2 separate regions of the Homo sapiens genome follow, and region 2 is linked to region 1. A link is a loop called in an ENCODE intact Hi-C map of the cell type or tissue named here. Cell type or tissue: K562. All regions are shown on one strand. Each heading gives the region's core, and the rest is flanking DNA. Links, peaks and the distances in the headings are about the cores only. Region 1 has its middle 31 kb from the start of LALBA. Region 2 has its middle 17 kb from the start of OR8S1.

Region 1 (2,918 bases), core at 259-2,758:
GATTCATGTTAAATTAAAAACCCCTGGGGAAGTAGTAAACAGAAAGCAATACCTATTCCCTTAGAAGCCAGGATAAATTTAAAACCTGTCATTGAAGGTCTTCTCCGTGATGGGCTTCTCGAACCTTGTATGTCCTCCTATAACACTCCAATACTGCCAGTAAAGAAGCCAGAAGGGTCATACTGGTTACCATGAGACCTTCAAGCTATTAATCAGATAGTCCAAATTACACATCCTGTTATTTCCAACCCTTACACTATTATCAGTAGGAAGGCTAAAGCAGGTTTAACCCTCTTATTCTGTATTTCTTTCCTCCCCATCTCTATCACTAGTCCCTTATTATTAATGTAACCAAGTCAAGCTCACCCCTATTACCTTTCACACTTGCCTTGTTATACCCTGTGGAGATTTGTCAAGTCAAAGGCAACTCTCCACCTCAGAAAAGTATCTCTGTCCTTCCTGGCTCCCCTCGGATTGGGCATTTATTAACTGGGATAAGCTAGTTTGGGAAAATTGTGATGAAGATTCCAGTGTGAACTGGGAATCTTGTCCTCCTAGAGCAGAGCTTCTCTGCCGAAGTTGGTCCAATGTTCTATGGAATACTAAAGAGCAAGTAGGGACCACCTCAACTAGTACTTGCAGTTTCCTAAAACCATATATTCATTTTGCTAAAGGAGTTACTCCTCCCAATTGTCAGCTGAACCAATGTAATCCAGTACAGATTACCATCTCTGCTCCCCAGAGTTCTTTCCCTTCATTAAGCCGTTTCTATTGTATAGGAGCAGAAGTCTCAGGGAACGACTCCATAGGATCCTTTGAAATATGCTTCATTGCTTCCCCACCTCCTGCACCCCCTTCTCCCTCTCCTAAATTCTCCTCTAACCAAACCTTTTTTTGTTATATACTCAGTGATAAAACCAAAGTAGTTGTTGTAGGGGTTAAAGATTTAGAACAAACTATAGCAATTGAAACAGGGTATCAAGATGCAAATGCGTGGCTGGAATGGATTAAATATTCTGTTCACATGCTAAACAAAAGCAACTGTTACGCTTGTATGACAGGCAGGCCAGAGACCCAAATTGTCCCCTTTCCACTTGGGTGGTCTTCTCACGGACTGGGCATGAGCTGCATTGTAGCTCTCTTTCAAAACCCCACTGCCTGGGGCGATGAGTCATGCAAGACTCTCTCACTGCTATTCTCAGAAGCCAAAGGCCCTGCAAGTCATCCTCTGAGAACCATCTGGCCTCCCACTTCTGATGTTAATTTCACCTTGTGTCTCGCAAGACAAGGGGAAAATTTAATGTCCCTCAGAAACCTAACTGGGTGCAGTGAAACTAAGCCCTTCCAAGAGCTTACCCATCAGTCTGCCCTGGTTCATCCCCGAACAGACGTATGGTGGTACTGCGGTGGACCACTACTGGGTACTCTGCCCAGTAACTGGAGTGGCACTTTCGCTCTAGTCCAGTTGGCCATCCCTTTCACCCTAGCATCTCGTCAACACAATAAGAGAGATAATCGGAAAAAAAGAAGTGCCCCTCACAGGTCTTTTGACTCACATGTATATATAGATGCTATTGGAGTTCTGCAAGAAGTGCCAGATGAATTTAAAGCCCGAAACCAAATAGCTGCAAGGTTTGAGTCAGCATGGTTCTGGTGGTCAACTATAAATGAAAATGTAAATTAGATAAATTACATCTACTATAATCAGCAGCGATTTGTCAATTATACAAGAGATACCATTAAAGGAATAGCTGAACAATCAGGCTCCACCAGCCAGGTGGCTTGGGAAAATAGGGTAACCCTTGATATGATGTTAGCAGAGAAAGGCGGAGTCTGTGTTATGATCAGAGTTCAACACTGCACTTTTATTCCTAATAACACAGCCCCCAGAGGAACAATAAAAAAAAAGCCCTACAAGGCCTTACCTCCCTATCAAATGAGTTAGCCAAAAATTCTGGAATAAATGACCCCTTTACAAGCCTCATGGAAAAATGGTTTGGGAAATGGAAAGGAATTATGACCTCAATATTCACCTCCCTTGTAATTGTTATAGGCGTGCTCATTCTTGTAGGATGCTGTATCATACCCTGTATTTGCGGTTTAGTGTGAAGACTTATAGAAACAGCTCTCACCAAAACCTCCTTTAGTTCTCCCCCACCCTATTCTGATAAACTCTTCCTTCTAGATACCCAAGAAGAACAACAGAGCCGGGGTATGCTGAGATGTTTTGAAGAGGAAAAGCTATAAAATCAGAGGGGGAAACTGTCAAAAATGATAAATTCCTCTTCAAAAGGCTTTAGTTCCTTGTCCTTTGTTTTTAAGACACATGCTGTAACATGGGTTTCTAGTTACCCATGTTTCTAGTTACCCATGCTGTAAACAACTCTTCCCATCCTTGCCACACCCTGACATGCCCAGACATGCCTCACACCATAATAGATAGCCTCCCTCTTCCCACCTAGTTAGCTGTATTCAATTTCAATCATTAACCAATCAGGTTAGCTTAGATTGTGCTGTTCAACTCCAGCCAATGGGGAAAGAACACAGCAGTAGGGACTGATTGCATTAGGGATAAAAACCCCTGCCCCACCACACTCGGTGTGCTCTTGCAATTGTGACTGGCACAAGCTGCACCCTTCTGCAGAAGTAAATTTGCCTTGCTGAGGAATTTTCTGCCTACATGTTGGTTTTCTTTGCAGCACCAAGCACTTGTTTCTAACAAGGATTTTAACCTCCATGTTAAAGGCCTTCTTAAATTCTTATAAAGACCACATAGAGTGTCAGTTTTACATGTTTTTCTCCTATAACTTTCTTTGATTACACCAGCCCTTTAGAAGGAATATTGGAAATACTCATCCAGTCTTACATGGACAGTGTTGTGAATAATAAAAAGGTATTAACATGAAAGTTCTTACCCA
Region 2 (2,918 bases), core at 319-2,818, 59 kb before region 1:
ATTCTCCAAAATTCAAAACTTTTTGAGCACCAACATGAAGCTCAAAGGAAATGCTCACTGGAGCATCTGAATTTTGGAATTTAAGATTAGGGATGCTCAGCTGGCAAGTGTGATGAAAATATTCCAAAATCTGAAAAACTGTGAAACCCAAAACATTCCCTCCCAAGCATTTTGGATGAGAGATACTCATCCAAAATGTGTATCTCCAAAATGTGTTTAAAATAAAATCATATTTTGCATACCTGAGTCTGTGGGCTAAAAAATTACAATACACCACTGATCAAGAAAATGCAAGTTAGACCAGGCACGGTGGCTCACACCTGTAATCCCAGCACTTTGGGAGGCTGAGGAGGGTGGATCACCTTAGGTCAGGAGTTTGAGACCAGGCTGGACAAAATGGTGAAACACTGTCTTTACTAAAAGTACAAAAAACTAGCCAGGCATGATGGCAGGCACCTGTAATCCCAGCCACTTGGAGGTTGAGCCATAAGAATCACTTGAACCTGGGAAGTGAAGGTTGCAGTAAGCTGAGATCACACCATTGCACTCCAGCCTGGGCGACAAGAGCAAAACTCCATCTCAAAAACAAAAAAAAAAGAAGAAAATGCAAGTTTGTGTTGACATTACCTTTACTCCCTGAGACATCTGTGTCTTTGGACAGGAGACAAAAATGATGAACTACCTAGTGTCTTTACAGATTTTCAGACAGAGTTCGAATTTTATCATTTTGTTGCTTGACTTCCACAATAATCAAGCTATAGATTATGAATTTTAAAAGTGTTACAATGCAGTCCTGCAAAGATAATGCAGGACTGCATGTGTTACAATGCAGTCCTGGTCACACACAGAAACCATCGAGGTGCTAAGGCAGCTGACTAAGCCTGTCTTGTATAATAGAATTCACCAGATATTGTGGGGAGAAGATGGAGAAGGCCTTGCTCTTACAGTTAGCTGAGCTCATTACCCATCGCTGATTCCTGATCTGAGGGTGAAGCAGGTCCTGGCATTACCTTATAGAGAGAGGACAGCTGGAACCCATGCCAGGTCTCACTGGACACCTTGTGTGAGACATCCTTTGGCTGTGACATTTCTCCTTACTTCAAGTTACTTCTGTGTTGTATCCTTTTCCCAAAGTAACCATAGGTTGGTAAGCATCATTATTTGGGGTCCTGTGAGGGACCAGAAGTGTTTTTGGACTTTGCAATTGAAGAAAAATTAGGTGTTTTGGACTTAGCCATTACTCTCTGCCTAACTGCTGCCATTAGTTCAGCCAGCCAGCATCATATGTGGGATTAGAAATTTGTCTCCCCAACTCATTTTTAGCTAAAACTATAACTAAGGCATTATTTAGATAGAAAAGGGGTGGTTCCGATAAAGAGGATGAAAATGAATCATTGACGCCATGTGGTTGGTTGCCTACTTGCCCTTAGTTTGAAGTAGCACATGCTTTGAAATCACTTGCTGATAATAAACCTTCCCAGTGAGATCTGAAAATTATAAAACTGAAACCTCAGGAGCTAGTAAAATGGATTGGCAGGAAATTTCAATCCAGTGGCAGGTCCACTAAAATTCAGTTCCACGGTTGCTGCATTAGCAAAGGTAAAAGGAAGCCCAAAGATCTCCTTTGGCTGAGCTTCACATTCTCTGGCCAGGAGACGGCGCTCCAACCAAAGGAAGCTGGGCAACCATAACCTGACACCGGGTTGTAACTATGAGACTAATTACTACTAAGAAGATATTTAGTTAAGTTGAAATGTATTTCTAATATGTAGGCAATTTTAATTTTGATGTAGTTGTTTAATTTTTCTGTAATTAATGGGCCATTGAAAATTGCATTCTTGTTAATTGTTGGAATTTTCTTACTGGCCTTACATGGCAAGTTTTGGTTATTCCTCAGCCATTATATATATATATATATGCCACCTTTTTATGGCAAAAATTACTTTTTGGTTGTAAAGTTGTTTATTCTGTGTTCTTTGCTAATAAAGATTTGTTATCGGCCGGGCATGGTGGCTCACACCTGTAATACTAGCACTTTGGGAGGCCAAGGGGAGCAGATCACGAGGTCATGAGATCGAGACCAACCTGGCCAATATGGTGAAACCCCATCTCTACTAAAATACAAAAAAAAAAAAAATTAGCTGGGCGTGGTGGCTCGTGCCTGTAGTCCCAGCTACTCAGGAGGCTGAGGCAGGAGACTCACCTGAACCTGGAGGTGGAGGTTGCAGTGAGCCAAGATCATGCCACTGCACTCCAGCCTGGTGAGAGAGCAAGACTCTGTCTCAAAAAAAAAAAAAAAAAAAAAAAAGACATTTCAAATGGGGCAAGCTGACTGATAATGGAAGGACGGCAAAAGGAAACATGAAAGTAAGGGGTTGTTAAGTGAAATCATTGAGACATTTTGTAGTGTTAAAAGCAGCTTCCCTTTGAGCCCTTGTTGAAATGGCTCCTGAGGGTTTTAGATCAAGGTGCAGTGTTCCTGTCCTTGAACACTGCTGAGTAGGGAAGAATGTTTGCCAGCTCCTAAGGGAATATTTGGGCTTACACTGGATCTTCAGTTGTCCGCTACCTTTGCAGGGACAGTTCATGGGGCAGCTGCTAGTTCACTAGACTGGATCAAGGGAAGGACGTGTCATACATACCCAGATTGTCTGAGCTCCTGGTTCTGATGTGTTTCACATACACATTGGTGGTTTCTAATCAAGAGAGTGAGCACATGCTAGTATGACCCTGTAGGGGGAAGAATATTGGAGCTCCCTCCAGGGCTGTCTCCAGGACTCCTTGATGGGAGGCAGCTTTTGGCTGTGGTGCATATCCTTACTTTAATGCTGTTGCTACATTTGTATCATTTTTCCTGCAAATCATAGATTTGTAAGCAACGTCATTTTGGGTCCCTGGAGTCTTCTTTATCAATGGAG

The links. A loop is a pair of places that touch in the nucleus more often than their neighbours do. Peaks named below come from ENCODE experiments on the same cell type or tissue, not always from the same donor. Only the 100,000 strongest peaks of a DNase experiment are listed, where the experiment ranks them.
Region 2: a loop joins it to region 1, with 2.7 times the contacts of the local background. A loop is called at or near these places in 42 of 110 quality-filtered maps.

The regions. Positions count from the first base shown.
Region 1 is chr12:48,599,960-48,602,877 of GRCh38, forward strand. No RefSeq gene overlaps it. Among named protein-coding and RNA genes, the nearest start is that of LALBA, 31 kb to the left of the region's middle. RefSeq lists an enhancer at 1,744-2,918. In K562, for the core only: no CTCF peak of the experiment used is centred there; a DNase peak (open chromatin) is centred at 1,212.
Region 2 is chr12:48,540,847-48,543,764 of GRCh38, forward strand. No RefSeq gene overlaps it. Among named protein-coding and RNA genes, the nearest start is that of OR8S1, 17 kb to the left of the region's middle. RefSeq lists a silencer at 1,579-1,688. In K562, for the core only: a CTCF peak has its summit at 1,659 (motif pointing right); a DNase peak (open chromatin) is centred at 1,655.